Linked DNA regions of Homo sapiens: regions 2 and 3 are each linked to region 1. A link is a contact called in ENCODE Hi-C data. All regions are on one chromosome and are shown on one strand. The core of a region is the stretch at or near the end of the contact, and the rest is flanking DNA. Distances in the headings are between cores, read along the strand shown.

The links. Hi-C counts contacts between places; a loop is a spot of excess contacts on that map. Pooled maps may share reads with other maps.
Region 2: a pooled map shows a loop between it and region 1 (12-fold over the local background). The contact joins the promoter of HOTAIRM1 here to the promoter of SP8 in region 1. A Hi-C loop is called at or near these places in 7 of 50 pooled maps.
Region 3: a map with no recorded cell type shows a loop between it and region 1 (10-fold over the local background). The contact joins the promoter of PRR15 here to the promoter of SP8 in region 1. A Hi-C loop is called at or near these places in 2 of 37 single-sample maps with no recorded cell type and 2 of 50 pooled maps.

What each region holds. Positions count from the first base shown.
Region 1 is chr7:20,785,580-20,788,811 of GRCh38, reverse strand. It overlaps SP8 (Sp8 transcription factor), which reads left to right and starts at 1,926. Exons shown (of 2, transcript NM_182700.6): 1 at 1,926-2,034; 2 at 3,017-3,232. The coding sequence starts at 2,014.
Region 2 is chr7:27,094,754-27,098,024 of GRCh38, reverse strand. It overlaps HOTAIRM1 (HOXA transcript antisense RNA, myeloid-specific 1), which reads right to left and starts at 1,931. Exons shown (of 2, transcript NR_038367.1): 1 at 1,637-1,931. It overlaps HOXA1 (homeobox A1), which reads left to right and starts at 2,025. Exons shown (of 2, transcript NM_005522.5): 1 at 2,025-2,764; 2 at 3,230-3,271. The coding sequence starts at 2,113. RefSeq lists enhancers at 1,063-1,635, 1,761-2,055, 2,937-3,271 and a silencer at 1,539-1,708.
Region 3 is chr7:29,562,306-29,565,169 of GRCh38, reverse strand. PRR15 (proline rich 15) reads right to left here and starts at 1,335. Exons shown (of 2, transcript NM_175887.3): 1 at 793-1,335. PRR15-DT (PRR15 divergent transcript) reads left to right here and starts at 1,479. Exons shown (of 2, transcript NR_183550.1): 1 at 1,479-1,782.

The DNA of each region.
Region 1 (3,232 bases), core at 677-3,176:
TACTTCACACTTACTTCAAAGTATGAGAGTATACCTTACCCCCTTAATCAATAGATATGATGTACAGTCAATATCCCCACAGCGTTTAAAAAAGGGTCAGAAATGTACACTCTCACACCACAAACATCAGTTTCAACTCTGCTCAATGAAATTTACACGATACAACTTGACTTCGAAATTTTGTAAACCCTAGGAAGATTTTTTGACATCCCTAGAAGCTGTGAAATCCTTGAGGGGGGTTCAAACACAACAGTAAAATAAAAATGTTTTCCCAGTCAAAACAAAACAGTTCGCCCAGCTAGTCACATTTTAGTTAATTCCATTTTAAAATTAGACTTCTGAGAGCACTTGTAACTGGTTAAAAATATGAACTGTTTTTATAACTTATGAATATTCAATAGGGCTACAAAGACTGGACTTTTTGCTACACTGGTGTTGTGCTTTCTGCGGTTTAAGTTCCCTTGTGGTGGCAGTGAAATTGTAATGGCATTTCTGAAGGCAACTAATAACACAAATGGCAAGCAAATGACTAAACCCCACCGAATTTGAACTAAGTGTATCTATTAACATGCACACACACTCATAGACAGATCTCTGGCCCAATCGCCATTAGACACTGACGCCTGGATAAATGTCCAAGATTTGTCAAAAGCTCCTCTCTATTCTTAGATAAATAGAACCCATATATTTCGATCAAAGTCCTGATTCTTTTCTCAGAAAGAGGCAGTGAGGTTTTCTGTGAAAATTTCTAAATTCCGTAAAACGCTCTTCAATTTCTTACCCAAAGAAAAAACGACCCTCGCTTACTCTCTTCTCTATCTAATCCTTTTGTATTGAAATTTACTCAACACCACGGGACACACACACCTCCTCCCCTAGAGTGAGACGTGCACTTCTAAAGCAGAATTCCACCTCAGGGAAAAAAAAAAAAAAAAAAAAAAAAAAAGCCACGGCATCAAAGAAACAACTCATGGGCGCGCAGGCGCGCATCCACGTCCCAACGCATCCCTAAAAATAACCCTTAGCCTCTCAACCTTTCTACTATTTCGTTGGAGAGCCGGGAAAGAAAAGGTGGGTTTAAAGATCTTCTTCAAAAATGTAGTGACGCTGTTTACCAAGTTAAGAAAAAAAAATCACTCAAGATTTTAGGTACAAGGAGCCAAAGGAAGTTGGCGACAGGGGCAGCGTTTGTGAATATTTATTCACTCAGCCTCCATCAACTTAGTCGGTTTCTCTCTTCAGCTCGACAGTCTCTCTCTTACAAACACACACTTTATTGCATTGTTCCCATTCCCCACTACCAGCTTTGGTGCGCGCACACAACACAAGCGCCCACACACACCCTTCCCTCTTCTCTGTCGCACAAATACACATGTTCACAGCCCTCCTTCTCCCCCAACACCAAACACACTCACCCCCCACCCAGTTGAGTCCCTCTTCCCTCCCTAGGTTTGTCAGTTACACTACCGTACACTCACACCCTTCCCAACACTTAACTGCTCTGTCCCTCTACCCCGCTTTGTCGCACACGCAGTTATCTTATCACACAACCCTCCCTTTTCTGCACTCTCTCCACTCCCCGCCTTTACCACACTGTCACTGTTACGGTGTCACACCCCCATCCCCCCTCCCTCCAGTCTCCGCACTGTCCTCTCCTACGCCTGGTCACACTCGCACACAGTTACATTGTTACACACACACTCATACACGCGAGCGCGCGCTTTGCGCTTTGTAACACACGCAGCCGCCCCCGCCCCCTCCGCTCCCACTCCCCCTTCCACCACGGCGGCAGGCGGCGGCGCCGATGACCTCACGGCGCGCGCGCCGCGCGGCCCGGCGAGGCCGCAGATTGGCTGGCCGCGCCTCCGCGGCACTTCAAAGCCGGAGAGGGAGCTACAATTGTGGTGGAATGGGCGGAACTGATCATTGTATTGCACACCTCTAAAAAAAACACTGCCTCTGATTTATCAATATAAAAAAGATCCTCTGAGAGGAGGAGGGCACTTTTGTGTGATGGCAACTTCACTTCTAGGGGTGAGTCTCAGGATTTTCTCTTGCTGGTTTAATTAGTTTCCTTTTATTGCCGATTGGAGGGGGTTAAAGTCGCCCCGGCCAGGCCACGGGCTATCAGTCTCTCTATTGAGAGCTTTTTTTTTTTTTCTTTAAATACAAGTGAGTTTGGAGAAAAGAAAAAGGGGGAGAAGGGGGCAGAGTCACTTTTTTTCAGCGCAGGAAAAGGTTCGAAGGGCATTTAGACAAGCCACCGCGCAGCGCCTCGCTGCTCCCTGCCCGGGAGACCTGCGTCCAGCCCATTTTACAGGCACCGATTTCGGGGGTAAAGAGAGCAAGTTTTTCCTTCTGGGCAAAGTGCAGATTCTTCCCCTAACCCTTAAAAAAAAATTCTGCAGCCCGCCTTGTCTCGCAGGTACGTTGAACTCGTCTCGTTTTTACTACTGTAGATATGCTTTTAAAAAAAGAAAGAAAGAAAAGCAGGAAGAAAGAGTGAGCCCTACAGTTTGATTTCTTTTGGCCTGGGAGAAACAACCCAGGATGGGTTTCTGGGGACCCGAACAGGTTTTTCAAAGCTCTCCGGATTACAGGGAAGCGCTCTTAAAAGCAATCCAATGGTTTTCCCCCAGGCTTCTCGGCAAAGAAAACTTCCTTCCTCTCCAATCTGGACTTTTTGCTTGTTTGTTACGAAGTGTCTGGGGCTTTGTGTGCAAGAGAGTGTTGTTTTAGGTGAGAATACTTGTCAAACTCTTCTTTAGCGTGGTGCTTGCTCCCGAATCAGACGCCGGCAGCCAAACTTGTCCCCTCCTGTAGAGTAGGAAGCGGCCGGGCGCCGGGGCTGTTGGGGGTGCCAGGTGAGTTGGTGGCGGCGCGCCGCAGCGAGAGATGGGGTGCAGTGGGGCGCTTTGGAGGCTACCGAAGGACTGATGCACATTTCTTCCTTTCCTCCCCCACCGGCCCTTTGCCCACCTCCCCTCCCCCACTCCTTCTCCTCTCCTCCTCGCAGGAAGAACCGAGGTTGGGATCGACTCCTCTGGCCATGCTTGCCGCTACCTGTAATAAGATAGGCAGCCCCAGCCCGTCTCCCTCCTCCCTCTCGGACAGCTCTTCTTCCTTCGGCAAAGGCTTCCACCCCTGGAAACGCTCCTCGTCCTCTTCTTCCGCCAGCTGCAACGTAGTGGGTTCCAGTCTCTCAAGCTTCGGCGTGTCCGGGGCCTCCAGG
Region 2 (3,271 bases), core at 682-3,181, 6.3 Mb before region 1:
CCAGGAGCCGAAACTGGGGCAGGGGTGGCTGCCCAACCCCAGAAAGTGGGCCTTTCCTGCCCGTGCTCCCTCTTAACCATGCTTGGGATGGATCAAAGTCACAAATACTATTCTGAAAGGAAATGTTTGGGGAGAATGTTTCATTGTTACTGAGGGAGTCCAGAGTCAGCATGGGTTTTTTCTCTTGAGAGGACAGGTTTGGGGGAACTTCGGTACGTGGAGAACAGAATACAGAAGACTGAAAGGGTGACTAACATATTTGAAATGTACCTTCCTTGAAAAAAAAAAAACCTTCCTTGTTCTAACGGGAGGAAAGGCTGAAGAGGAGTGGAAACCCCAAACCCACATACATTCATTCACTATAAATTTCATCTGATTCCAACATTGTACACATGGTTGGAGTAAAATTTATACAGCATTGCTTATAATTTATACAGCAAAGCTTCCTGGACAAGCTCTCGATTTCTCCTACCCAAGACTGCATCAATTCTTGGTCTCCGTTTGGCTTTTTCTCTCTACAAGCCCAGGGTTGACGTGAAACCTAATAGTAAACAACAATTTAACGACCTCAGCAGCCTCAGGGAAGTAGGGTGATGAGGAACAGGACCCCTGGCCTGGGATGAGGCTCAGATTTGCATGTGTCTCTCTAGGGAAGGACTTGAAGGTTCTCATAAGCAACTACACAGCCAGTTGGAAAGGGGAGGAGGTGTCGTTGGGGTAAAGTGTCCCGTCCACCATCAGCCATTTGTCCACCGCCCCTCCCACCTGCCAGCCCCCACACCCACTCTAGACGTGCAGCAGAATGAGGAAGGTTATAAAAGGAAGCTCTCTCTCTCTTCTAACATTCCCCTCCAGAAAAAGAGGAACGCAACGAAGGGAGTTCAGCTACTATGTTGGAGCTGTGGACCGGCCCTGTGAGGCCCACGCGGGAGCGCGGAGGCTCCTGGGTCTCAGGGCGCCGGCAGATGGCCTGCAGCGCACCGCCCGGCCCCCGCGCTGGCCACGTCCGCCAGCGTCATCTCTCTCCCCCGCCTCCTACCCCTAAAAATCCGGCGGTCGAGTAGCTCCGCATCCCGGAGGGCTCCCGGTGCAAAACTGAGTGGGAAAGAGAAAGGGGCGGAGAGCGACGAGAGAGGGAAGGTGGGGAAGAAGAGCCCGGCCGCCCCCGGCCTTTTCCGGCGAGCTCTGAGTTTCCAGGGCTCATCCGCCCCTCCAAGTCGAATTACAGAAACTCCTCATTGCCATGCTAATGACGAGAGGGGCTGTGGGGAGAGGGTTTCGAAGACCCTCCTGGAAGAAGGGAAGTTTCTTTTCTTGCCCTCGTCTCCTTCACGCCCACCCGAGTTCCTCCCAGCCAGCCCTCTGCGCTCTTCCCCCTCCATTCCGAGCTTGAAGAGCCGGTGGCCCAGCCTCGCCCTCCACCACGGTTCTATGCGCTCCTCACAGCCCCACGGTCTCCCAGCCCAGCCTCAGAACAGAGGAGGTGGCCTGGGAACCCGGGGCGCGGTGTCAGCCGGATTCCCCGCCTTCCGGCTGGGCGCGCTGCGGGCTGGGCCGGCGTACTTGCGGCCACCCGGCGAGCTCTGGCCCACTGATTCCCGCCCCGAGAGAGCCGGGAGCCCTCTTCCCTTCTCACCTCTCGCCAGTTCATCTTTCATTGAACGGTGGGGAGGGGGCGGGAGCGGGGGACGCCTCCCAGCCCCCACCTCCCGGAGGCCTGGCGGGGCGGGCAGCGGAGTCGGGCGCGCGCAGAACGCAGCTTTTGCTCTTCTTCGCTCCAGCACTCCAAATCGGCCTTTGCAGTCGCCGCAGCAGCTGCCGCCGCCTAGGCTGCCTGGGGGGGCGACTGCGCGTCACCTAGACGGCGGAGCGCCGGGGATTTAAATGCCACTAAAACGGTGATCCATCACTGCGGAAGCCGGCAAACTTTTGCAGGAGGCTCAGCCATTGGCTGACACCGTCACGTGCCCCTCCTCCAGCGTCCTCCGCCCTCCCGCCCCCCCTCTTGCGCACTGTACATTCATATCATTTTTCTTCTCCGGCCCCATGGAGGAAGTGAGAAAGTTGGCACAGTCACGCCGGGCTTCGCAGGACCAGGTCACTCAGTGACAGATGGACAATGCAAGAATGAACTCCTTCCTGGAATACCCCATACTTAGCAGTGGCGACTCGGGGACCTGCTCAGCCCGAGCCTACCCCTCGGACCATAGGATTACAACTTTCCAGTCGTGCGCGGTCAGCGCCAACAGTTGCGGCGGCGACGACCGCTTCCTAGTGGGCAGGGGGGTGCAGATCGGTTCGCCCCACCACCACCACCACCACCACCATCGCCACCCCCAGCCGGCTACCTACCAGACTTCCGGGAACCTGGGGGTGTCCTACTCCCACTCAAGTTGTGGTCCAAGCTATGGCTCACAGAACTTCAGTGCGCCTTACAGCCCCTACGCGTTAAATCAGGAAGCAGACGTAAGTGGTGGGTACCCCCAGTGCGCTCCCGCTGTTTACTCTGGAAATCTCTCATCTCCCATGGTCCAGCATCACCACCACCACCAGGGTTATGCTGGGGGCGCGGTGGGCTCGCCTCAATACATTCACCACTCATATGGACAGGAGCACCAGAGCCTGGCCCTGGCTACGTATAATAACTCCTTGTCCCCTCTCCACGCCAGCCACCAAGAAGCCTGTCGCTCCCCCGCATCGGAGACATCTTCTCCAGCGCAGACTTTTGACTGGATGAAAGTCAAAAGAAACCCTCCCAAAACAGGTCAGTCCTGCTGGTTGGTGGATGCTCCTTGATTATTCTGGAAGGAGCTGGTATGCTTAATTTCCAAGGAAATTAATAATGATCTTTTTTTTAAAAGGCTTTTGTATCAGACTAGTGTTGTAGTGCATGGAGAGGGTGCCCAGAGGTGTTGGGGCAAAGAAGTCTCAGGGATTGGTGTGTTTTCAAGGATTTTATACATTTGGGAAATAGGAAGTATGTGGGGGTGGTTATTGTGACGGTAGTGTTCTGTTAATATCTTGAGGCTCCATTAATCACCGGTCTGACCATGCTAATGGTTTACATCAGGTTAACACTTTACACCTCATCACTCACCCTCCACAGCCCGATTTGTGCTGAGTTCTTGATCTTTTCTTTACCTGAGTGTTGCCATGAAGCGTGTGGGGAATCTCAAGTCGATTTAAAAATTTTTACATTTCCGTCTCATGGCTTCCCACTTTGCCCCAGGGAAAGTTGGAGAGTACGGCTACCTGGGTCAACCCAACGCGG
Region 3 (2,864 bases), core at 86-2,585, 8.8 Mb before region 1:
CGCTTCTGAGCACTTAGGTGCGGGTACAGCAAGCGAGACTCCCAGCCCACTTTCTGTGCGGGGTCTCTTGGGCGCTGCCACCAGCAACGGCAGGATTCGCCTGCGCCGCGGCTCACTTCCAGGTTTCCGCTCGGCTCCTTCCCAGCCCACGCGCCGGGCGCTCCTGGGATTGGCGATCGCGCTGGAGAGGGAAACTTCGGCGGTGTTTGTTGTAGGAGGTTCTCCTCCCGGAACCGCCAGGGAGAGGAAGTCTGATCGCCTACGGGAGGCGGCGGGGCGGCCTCGGCTGCGCCCCGAAACCGCAACACCGGCTCCTCCCCAGGATGCCCTGAGGACACACTCGGGCAGCGACTTGAAAACAATACAAGAAAAAACGGCCAAAAGTTCTTTCGGTACAAAAGGCACCCACGCCCTCAGGCACAATTAGCAACTGCGTCTGCAAACATCCCATTCCCTCCTACTTTGCAGATCGGAAAAGCAACCCGTACCCCCAAGTCATTTACTAACAGTGGTGGTAAGGTGTCCTGATGCTGCTTCCTCTCCTCTAACCTACATTTTCTTCTTCACAATCATCAACTTTGTGAGCACGGAAGGGCTTTGTACGAATTGCGCAAGGAAAAGATGGCAAATTACTCAAAAGTACAGAAAACGGAGTCCTGGAGCGTCCGTGGTTTTCAGCCTCTCTTAGGGCTCCGGGAGGCGGGTACCTGGGAGGTACCAGGCAGCACCCCAGGGTGACCCCCGGGGCCAGGCTCTGTCTCGGCGGACGCCGAACCACCCCCAGTCGCTCACCTGCTCGGGCTTAACAGGACCCGGAGGCCTCGCGCGGTGAACGCGGCCGAGAGCACGAAGGGGGCGCGCTCGGGTCAACCTGGAAGCCGGGGCTCGAGTCCCTGGGCGCGGACTTGGAGAGATCAGGCTTCTGGAAAGTGTACAGGTCGGAATTCCCGCAGCCCAGCTAAATCAAGTGCTGCTGCTGGTCTCCTCTGGCACCTCCAATTGCTGCGCGCTGCGGCGGAAGCCCGGGGCTCGCAGCGCAGTCTGTTCTGGTCGGAGGGGGCGGCGGCGAGGGGCCGCCAGACTCGCTGCCCGGGTGGAAGGTCCAGGGCGGCTTTCCGGGCTAGTAGTGTTTCATTCGCCGGCGCGTCCCTCTTCCCTGCTAGCACCGCCCGGGAGCCGGCTGAGAGATGGGACCCTGGCTGTTCACTCCGGCGCATCGAACTTGCCTACGCGTCCGTAGGAACGCAAAAAAGACATCTGCCCACCTGCTGGTTATTTGCCAAGTGATTCGGGAAACCAGAACCCTGGGGCAGCTGGGGGAGAAAAGAAAATAACCCAGGAGGCGGTCACCGCTGCCACAGGTGCAGGTAGGAACTTCGCGTTCCCACCCTCCAGGGGAGGAGATTGGATCAGGCGCCAGCCTTGAGGTGTCTGATTGGAGAAAAGCTGTGCAGTGCCGCTCCCCCGACCGACTCCTTGAGAAGAAACGGCGGAGACCTGAGACCCGGAGGCTGAGGCTGTAGGTGGGCTCCGCTGGGTAAAAGTTGCCGCAGCAGCTGTCCCTTGGCCCCATCGCGATTTATTTTTCCCCCTTGCTTTCCGGGTCCCGGGATCCCAAGTTTGTAACTAACGGGAGCGAATCCACACCCGAGCAAAATGTTTGCGAGTTTCAGGCGCCCTTAGTTGAAAGGCTGTAATTAACAAGTCCGCTGTTTGCCAGCCAGGCGCCGTTGCAGGCGCTTTCTGTGGATTGTCATTTATTTCTCACAGCAACCCTAGGAGGTAGGTATTGTTATTATTATTATTCTCACTCGACAGGCGAGGAAACCCTAGCACGGGAAAATGGTTGCTCAGGTTTGCCTGTCTGGTACGTGGCAGAGCAGGGTTGGAACCCAGGGGGCCTGACTCTAGCTTCTACGGTCTTAACCACCACAACCTGCCAGTCTGAGACTCTTAACACGACTCAGTGAGGATGTGAATTTCCTTCTTTCAGGCCTGGAAGTCCATGGACAGCCACCCAACGAGGGCAGTGTAAATCCAGCCCTGAGCCACTGCAGGAAGTGAACCGGGGATTGCACTCCTGGTCACATAAGAGTACTTTTTTTTTTTTTTTTTTTTTGAGACGGAGTCTCGCTCAGTCGCCGAGGCTGGACTGCAGTGGCGCGATCTCGGCTCACGGCAAGCTCCGCCTCCCGGGTTCACGCCATTCTCCTGCCTCAGCCTCCCGAGTAGCTGGGACTACAGGCGCCCGCCACTGCGCCCGGCTAATTTTTTGTATTTTCAGTAGAGACGGGGTTCCCCGTGTTAGCCAGGATAGTCTCGATCTCCTGACCTCGTGATACGCCCGTCTCGGCCTCCCTCCCAAAGTGCTGGGATTACAGGCGTGAGCCACAGCGCCCGGCCAAGAGTACTTTTTATTCATTTGACATAAAGATATTGGCACAGGGCATTTTCACTAATGAAGGCAGAGGTGCAGCTTGCTTCATCTTCCAGGATGCTCTTGTTTCAAAAAACGATTTTGATGTTCCTTGAGCTCATATGCAAGCATAACTCCCCTGAAGGACTGGGTGTGGAGCAACTGAGCATCTCTGTTGTGAAAACTGTTTGCAGTATAAAAGCAGTGAAAGACAGCCGGGCAAGATGGCTCAAGCCTGTAACCCTAGCGCTTTGGAGGCCGAGGCGGGTGGATCACATGAGACCAGGAGTTTGAGACCAGCCTGGCCAACATGACAAAACCTTGTCTCTACTTAAAAATAATAATAAAAAACAAGGTGGGTGTAGTGGTGCACGCCTGTATTCCCAGCTATTGGGGAGGCTGAGGCACAAGAATCATTTGAACCTGGGAGGTGGAGGTGGCAGTGAGC